Linked DNA regions of Homo sapiens: region 2 is linked to region 1. Evidence: chromatin contacts called from ENCODE Hi-C or POLR2A ChIA-PET data. All regions are on one chromosome and are shown on one strand. The core of a region is the stretch at or near the end of the contact, and the rest is flanking DNA. Distances in the headings are between cores, read along the strand shown.

Region 1 (3,937 bases), core at 141-2,640:
ATATAAACACTGTGTTGAATATTATGGGGTAACAACAACATAAACAGCCTGAATAGTATTAGCAAAACTTTGGAGATGAAATGAGCAATCTGTATGCTGAAGATCATAAATATTTCCCTTAGCCATAATTATGAAGCATTTTACTAATTCCTAATGGGAAAGAATTAATAGTTAAGGTAAAAAACAGCTTGTATATGATGTATAGTTCATTGCATAGAAAACACTCTTAGAGACAGAGTAAACTACACATAGTTCTTACTCCCTAGCCTAGGCCTGGTCTTCTTAGGTATTCTTTTGTGGTCTTAAAAAACAATTGCTATAGAGATACTAAATACATTGTATAGATAATCCTGGACAGTGGACTCTAGATTGACAGTTGTCATCAGAGTTCTGGTACCCAGTTTGAGGAGACAGAGCAAAAACAACTTAGAAAGTTGCCTTAGCATAGTTTATTCCTATTTAAGCTCTCTACACCTTATAATCTTTATTTTTAAATTGGTATGTACATACACACATACATACATACATATATAACATCTATGTATGTATACTAGGGTTTCCCAACCTTCGTATTATTGACATTTCAGGCCAGTAATCCTTTGCTATGGGAGCTATTCTATTGATTGTAGGATATTTAAAAGCTCCCCCAGGACTCTAACCACTGGATACCAGTATCATGGCCCCAGTTGTGACAACCAATATCCACTGAGATATTGCCAAGTGTCCTATGGAAGATTGCTACCATTTGAAAATTACTGTTATATATAATATATATTATATATGTTAATATACTATGAATTTTAATAATTTTATTGATTTCTTGGAAAAACATGCATAAATCCATTAAGATTAGAAAGCAGACACTTTTTTTAAGAAAGCAGAATGGATCAAGATATTTAGTCTCACTTTTTCAATATTTTATATTTTATACAAGTATTTTAAAGGTACATACATCACATCCTGATGTGATGTACATACAACACACAATATTAGGCAAAGGTCTCTGTCAAGCAAATTTCCAAATATCACTAAAAAATAAATGCTAGATATAAAATGTTTATTCAATGTAGATGGGAAGGGAAAAATAATGTCAAGACATGTGGGTTGCATATCTACATTCTAATATATGGAAAGACTAGTCAGAAGACATTTTTAAACTTTCCTCCCAGGACTAGAGGCACTGCACCTTTAAATGGAGCTAGCTGCAGTAACCTGCAGAACTCTCATGGAATGTGGAGTGTTCCGGGATTCTGTCTAGTCAGGCCTCTGGCAGGGCTGTGGCAGCTTTGTTTGTGGGCAGGCAGCCTCCTCACATTTCTGTTACTTTATCCTTAAGGAAGTTGCCATGGAGACTGGCATGGAGATGGCAGTTGGCCAGGCAAAGAGTTTTAAGTTGAAAAAAACAACACATTCACACACACTCAAGCTCTTACTCACACATACTCCCAAAATAAACACATCCTTGTGTGTACATAATCAACTTTAAAAAAATACACTTAGCGTCATTGCCTATTTGGGTAAATGGTTAAACCTTTGTTTCTTTTCTAACTTGACCCAAAAAACACCATCAGAAAAAGAGCAGTTAATGAAGTAGGAAAATAGCACCTATTAAAAGTAATCCATCACAGCTCATGAACACCCAGCTAGTAGGCATCTGATTGCAAAATCTGTTTTCTTGGCAAAGGAGTCATGAGAAGGAAAACTAAAGTGATACAGTAAATGAAGAATTTCTTCATTTGGTGAAAACAAATGTGATTTGGTCAACTTAAATATTATCAAAAGTGGTCCAACATTTTATTTTATTTTCATAAACAAAATGTAAAAATAACACAGAGCTTTGAAGATTTGTTTTTTAATTTTGGGAGGGCAGCAGAATTGAAATCTTCTTTAGCATTCTGAAAAGCCTCAGATTTTATCCAATCTTTGTATATGGAGTACTTTCCACAGCAGCCTTCAAACTCAAGGTATTTGGTCAAAAACAATGATAAAATTCTGAAGTACATCTAGGTTGGTTAGAGAGAAATTCATGAAAGTCATAAATCCTTGAGAATTATCCCAAAACAGCATCAGAGATTTGAATGCTACTAGTGCATAAATTGCTTAGTGTTTACTTAGAAAACAAATCTCCATATGCAGTATGCACTTCATAAAACTAAAGCTTTCAATGTACTTTTATTTCAGCATGGACAATATGCAAGAAAGTATTGCTGTAATTCAGATTATTAGATTATGAACTGTACAAACAAGCATCAAACAGTAAAAGAAAATGGAAGGAAACGTTTTCAAAATGAAATGTTTCTTTCTGTTATGAAAGTAGTGTTGACAATCCAAAGATTTGTGTTTCCATATGTAACCAACTGAATAACACAACACTGACTATTGTGAATTTTATGTTTTTTTCCCCTCTCTCTTCAAAGGACAAACTGCCTTGGAGGTATTGTTGAGTGGGCTTCTGTGTGATAAGCCAACCCAAAACAGTTCACTTAAGGATTAAGTTGAAGCTTTGTTTTCAAGGTTTAGGGAACACTGCACAGCCTCACTTTATAATTACCACATGTATGACAAACCCTAGTGTTTTATAGTCCTTCTGATGACCAGCTGTGCATGGATTTTACATGGTCCTTTTGTCAGTATATAAATACAACCTGCTGAGGTTATGAGGAAACCACACAGTTATTAGTGTTGGTATGCACCATGAAAATGCTATTCAAATCAGCTTGTGGTTGACGTATTAGTTACTACATCAGAACCACTGATCTCTATTTTATTACTTCCCTGATGAATGACATAACACAACAAAAAAGTAGGAGTCTGCCTAGACAGATGTAATTTATCCAAACCGTCTGTTTCTATAACCCACAGAAGCAGATACTAAGTATTTTCCCCACATATATGACCATGGAAAATGATTGCAATAACATGAAATGTTACCACAGTGTTAATGACAATCCACTATACTGAGAGAAAAATCGATTAAAATCAGTTTTATTTTTCTTTTAAGGTGAAAGGCATACATTGCAATAAAGAGGTGTTGGGCTTTTATAGAGCACAGAGTAAAAACGAAGTTTTCACTCTATGACATGACAATTCTAATTGTTTTCTTTCATAAATTTACATGTACATGATTAGCAGCTTAATTTTCACAAAGCAGTCCTCAAAGACATCTTGGAAAACATGTCTTAGAAGTTCAGTTAAAACACCACCACCACTGCCATTACCACTCTCCCTCCTCTCATACCCATCTCTAACCTTTGGGCATTATTTTCAGCAGGAATGGATGTGAAGATGTTCAATAAGGGCTATGGCTTTTAACTTTTCACAATTGAAATGAACATTGTGCCTGAAAGTCTCCACTGACACATTAGACTTTGACATTCCTTCAATTAAAAGATTTACAAGTTAAAAGGATTATGAAGTTAGTTAACTTAAAAGGTATGCTTTCCTTCCCTGACATAAGGCAAAAAAAAAAAAAAAATGGATAGGCATTTTATCACAAATTATTTGGTTTATATAAATAGAAGCATTTTTTTCTAAAAGAGATGTTAAAACTGGAGTCATTTCAAAATGTATGTTTCCATTGAAAACCTTGGCCATCATTAGGATTAGGATGCTGGTTTGTGTTTGTTTTACTCATCCTCCTACCTACTCCATCTTTAAACATTTCTCCAGATTCTTGGGATATCCATTTCTCCTGCCACCTCTATCCTCACCCCTTGAAACCAGATTGAAGTTTTCTTTCATCAGGCCACATTCTACCATTTTGTCTTTTCTAATAAAACTTACCTGTCTTACATTTCATTCCTCTAGAGCTTTGCCCTCCATTACCTAAAATGGGGTCTAATTGTGTGGTCATGTAATCTAAACATGGCTAATAGCTGAGAATGAATTGGTTGGCTTGCTGTCCTGAGCCAACATAACTGCCAGGCACAGTAGGCGC
Region 2 (3,915 bases), core at 935-3,434, 120 kb after region 1:
GCGCATGATTTCTGAGCAACAGCAACAAGAAGCAAGGGAATAGAGGCAAATAAATCATTCTACCAGAGTTCCCAGTCCAGAAGCCATTCACTAATTCTGATTCAGTGAGGCTGTTCAAGAGCCTTAAGTTGCAAATTCTAAATACTAATAAAAATCCAAACTGAGTATATTTAATCTCCATCCAAAGAGCCCAAAGCAAGTCTGTAAAAGATTCTCCCTTCAGCTTTTCCTGTGTGCTTTTGGTGCTCTGGTTTCTGGCACACATGCACATGATTACTTCAATAGAAATATTTATATGAATGAGATGCACCCATAGACTTTTTCTGCTGGTTCCTAATTAATTACTATTTCTAGCTAATTTACTCAGATCCTCTTCCAGGCCATCCCCACCCCTCAGAAGGTGCTGGGAATTATGCTTTCTGCACTTGAGGCAACCTAAAACCAATGAGTAATTGTTTCAGGGGTACAAATTTGGTCACCTTGTCTTACAGTGGGACAACTTTTGCTGTAATTCTTACTCAAGATGTCCCCATGGGATCAGGCTGAAGTGAGGCCTCTGCTAAAACTACATCTTTGCCTAGTTTCTTCCTTGTCCTACGTTAATTCTCTCACTCCTTACAGGTTTCCCTTGAGAGTAATTCCTCAATAAATACCTGCACCAGAATTCTTGTCTCAGGCTCTACTCCTGGACAACCTAATCTATGTTACGCCAATAGAATAACAATAATAATAGCAGGCCAGGCACAGGGGCTCATGTCTGTAATCCCAGCATTTTGGGAGGCCGAGGTGAGAGGATCACCTGAGGTCAGGAGTTTGAGACAAGCCTGGCCAACATGGCGAAACCCTGTCTCTACTAAAAATACGAAAAATTGGCCAGGCATGGTGGTGTGCGCCTGTAATCCCAGCTAATCAGGAGGCTGAGGTAGGAGAATTGCTTGAACCCGGGAGGCAGAGGTTACAGTGAGCCAAGATTATGCCATTGCACTCCAGCTTGGTCAACAAGAGTGAAACTCCATCTCAATAATAATAATAATAATAATAATAATAATAATAATAATAATAATACCAATATTATGAACCACCACAAGCACAACAGCACTTAAATTTACTGTTTATTATTGCCAAGCACTGTTCCCAAGGCTTTGCAACAATCATGTTTTTAAACCTCACAAAAACCCAAGAGATAGGTACTATTATTATTACCATTTTATAGAAGAGGAAACAGAGGCTTGGAAAGTTTTTTTAAGAAAAACTGGCCGTAGTGGCTCACACCTGTAATCCCAGTACTTTGGGAGGCTGAGGCAGGCCAATTGCTCGAGCCCAAGAGTTCGAGACCAGCCTAGGCAACATGGTGAAACCCTGTCTCTACAAAAAATGCAAAAATTAGCCTGACGTGGTGGTACACGCCCATAGTCCCAGCCACTCAAGGTGGCTGAGGTCGGGGCTGATCGCTTGAGCCCATGAGTTTGAGGCTGCTGTGAGCCTTAACTGCACCACTGTGCTCCAGCCTGGGTGACACAGACTCTGTCTCAAAAACAAACAAACACACAAAAACGTAGCTATGGTCCAACAGCTAGTAAGTACTGAAATGTGAAACCCAGGCAGTCAGACTAGAGTCTAGGTTCTGAACCCCCATTATATTCTAATTCAAATCCTAATATATTTTACACCGATAGGATCCTTAAAATTCACTCATCTGTTGTGTAGTTTCTCATCTCAAAGACCCAGAAATGTATCCTTAAGTAGCCAGTAGAGATTTGGCCATGGGATATAAAGGCACACATTGTGAGCCAGCTGCTGATTTATAGGGTGCTGGAGACACCACAGAGAGGAAGGAGCTCCACCACCTCTCTCTCAGTAGAGCTCAGACTGCAGGAAATCAAATCCATGGACAGACTTCAGAATACTTCTGTTTTATAGACTGAATTAAGGAAAATGGAGTGGATATTCTAGCACTGCTGGCTACCCTGTGCTTTATTTAGGTTCATGACCCCTGGCTGTAAGGACCCAATCTCAACATTTTAGAACATCAGGTGGGAAAGGAATTAGGATATCCTCCTTTTTCTTTCCTGCCCCTTTCCTCCCCTGAAAACTGCAGCTGCACATGTCACCAAAACACAGAGACTCTGGAGGGCTGTTTTTGCTTACAACAGCCAGTTAGAAAGCAAAAGGCCAGCAAAGTCCTGCCAGAGACTTGCTGTGCCCTGGACAATTTCCCACATAAACAAAGTGGGAACTCTTTTAAAGAAAAGATGCCCTTGGCTTTTTGAGGGTGAGAGTGATCTTCCTACAAAACCACAATCTTTCCCTGGCCTGGAGTTCCCCTTATGCAAAATTCAAGTATATGTGGTTTTACTTCTGTATAACCTTTTCTCAGCAAACCCACAAGAATTTGAGTTCCAGTGCAAGTGATTTGCCAATTACTCCAGTTTTGGATAACTAGAAAAAATAGAAAAAAAACAGTGTTTACAGAGGAAGAAGGGGTAACTCAAAAGTCATAATCAGTGGAGAAATTTTGCTAATAAAATCTGGAAAGAGAAAAGACAGGAAAGATGAGGTTAAATCCGGGTCATATTAAGATTTTAGGGACTGATACTTACTAAAAAGAATTTTATAAGCTGCTCATGATATGTGTAATTCAAAACAACAACTTTATACCCTATATGTTAGGTATAATGTTTGACAAAATTAAACTAGTTTCTTCTTGGGTTTTGAGGATGTTTTTAATTTCAAAATTTTGGAGAAGTTCATTGCCTCTAGATTTCTCTTATTTTTGGAAACTTTGCTTAGCCAGTCCCCTAAAATGCTTGCTAACTATTGCACAAAGCAGCATGCAGTGAAGTGAAACCCAGGACTGAGAACTAAGTCCTTATACCTGTTGGAAGGAGGAAAGCAGTGATATGTACAATTGTTGCTGATGTGTATACTTGGCATAAATTTATATCAGGAAGATCTCAACAACTACATTATTCTGCATCTTAAAGGCCAAGGAGAGGCTACAGGAGGGACATAGAAAGAGGTGGCCAAAAACATTTGTGCTATAAACTTCCAAAGAAATCCAAAAGGCATTCAATATTTAGGAGATATTCTAGACACTAAGGGGAGAAAACACCTTAAAATGTGCACATTTTGGCCAGGCGCGGTGGCTAACACCTGCAATCCCAGCAGCACTTTGGGAGGCCGGGGTGGGTGGATCATGAGGTCAAGAGATCAAGACCATCCTGAGCAACATGATGAAACCCCATCTCTACTAAAAATACAAAAATTAGCAGGGCGTGGTGGTGCACGCATGTAGTTTCAGCTATTTGGGAGGCTGAGGCAGGAGAATCGCTTGACCCGGGAGGCAGAGGTTGCAGTGAGCCAAGATCACGTCACTGCACCCCAGCCTGGCTACACAGTGAGACTCCGTCTCAAAATAAAATAAAATAAAATAAAAATCTTGATTGTTTTTTTAGAATAAATATTGTGCATATTTGAGATTTACATATTAGGATATACATGCAGACACTAAAATAGTTACCACAGTGAAGCAGATTAAGACATCATCTCATACTTTTTTCTGATAAGGACAGCTAAAATCCATTGAACAAAAATCCCTAATACTGTATAATTTTATTAACTTTAGTTTTCATGCTATACATTAGATGTCTAGATTTGCTCTTCCTACATATCTGCTATTTTGTACCCTTTGACCTGTATCTCCCCATTGCCTCTCCCTACTCCCATTCCCCTGCCCATGGTAACCACTATTTCATTATATATGTGTATTTGAGCTCTTTTACAAATTCTACATATAAGTGAGATCACACAAGTTTTCCTTCTGTGTCTGGCTTATTTCACTTAGAATAATGTCCTCCAGGTCCATCCATGTTGTGGCAAATGGCAGGACCTCCTTTTTCAAAGGCTGAATATTTC

Evidence for each region. A loop is a pair of places that touch in the nucleus more often than their neighbours do. ChIA-PET counts read pairs that join two places held with the same protein, here RNA polymerase II (POLR2A).
Region 2: a map of prostate gland shows a loop between it and region 1 (2.4-fold over the local background). The contact joins two enhancer-like sites. A Hi-C loop is called at or near these places in 2 of 168 maps with a recorded cell type or tissue (PC-3 and prostate gland). POLR2A ChIA-PET finds 5 or more read pairs at or near these places in 3 of 52 experiments (A673, HCT116 and T-cell).

Annotation. Positions count from the first base shown.
Region 1 is chr3:29,062,989-29,066,925 of GRCh38, reverse strand. No RefSeq gene overlaps it. Among named protein-coding and RNA genes, the nearest start is that of RBMS3-AS3, 220 kb to the left of the region's middle. Within about 2 kb of position 1,390, at least 7 of the 41 ENCODE cell types and tissues checked have a DNase peak (open chromatin) inside an H3K27ac peak, as active enhancers do.
Region 2 is chr3:28,939,089-28,943,003 of GRCh38, reverse strand. No RefSeq gene overlaps it. Among named protein-coding and RNA genes, the nearest start is that of RBMS3-AS3, 340 kb to the left of the region's middle. Within about 2 kb of position 2,184, at least 2 of the 41 ENCODE cell types and tissues checked have a DNase peak (open chromatin) inside an H3K27ac peak, as active enhancers do.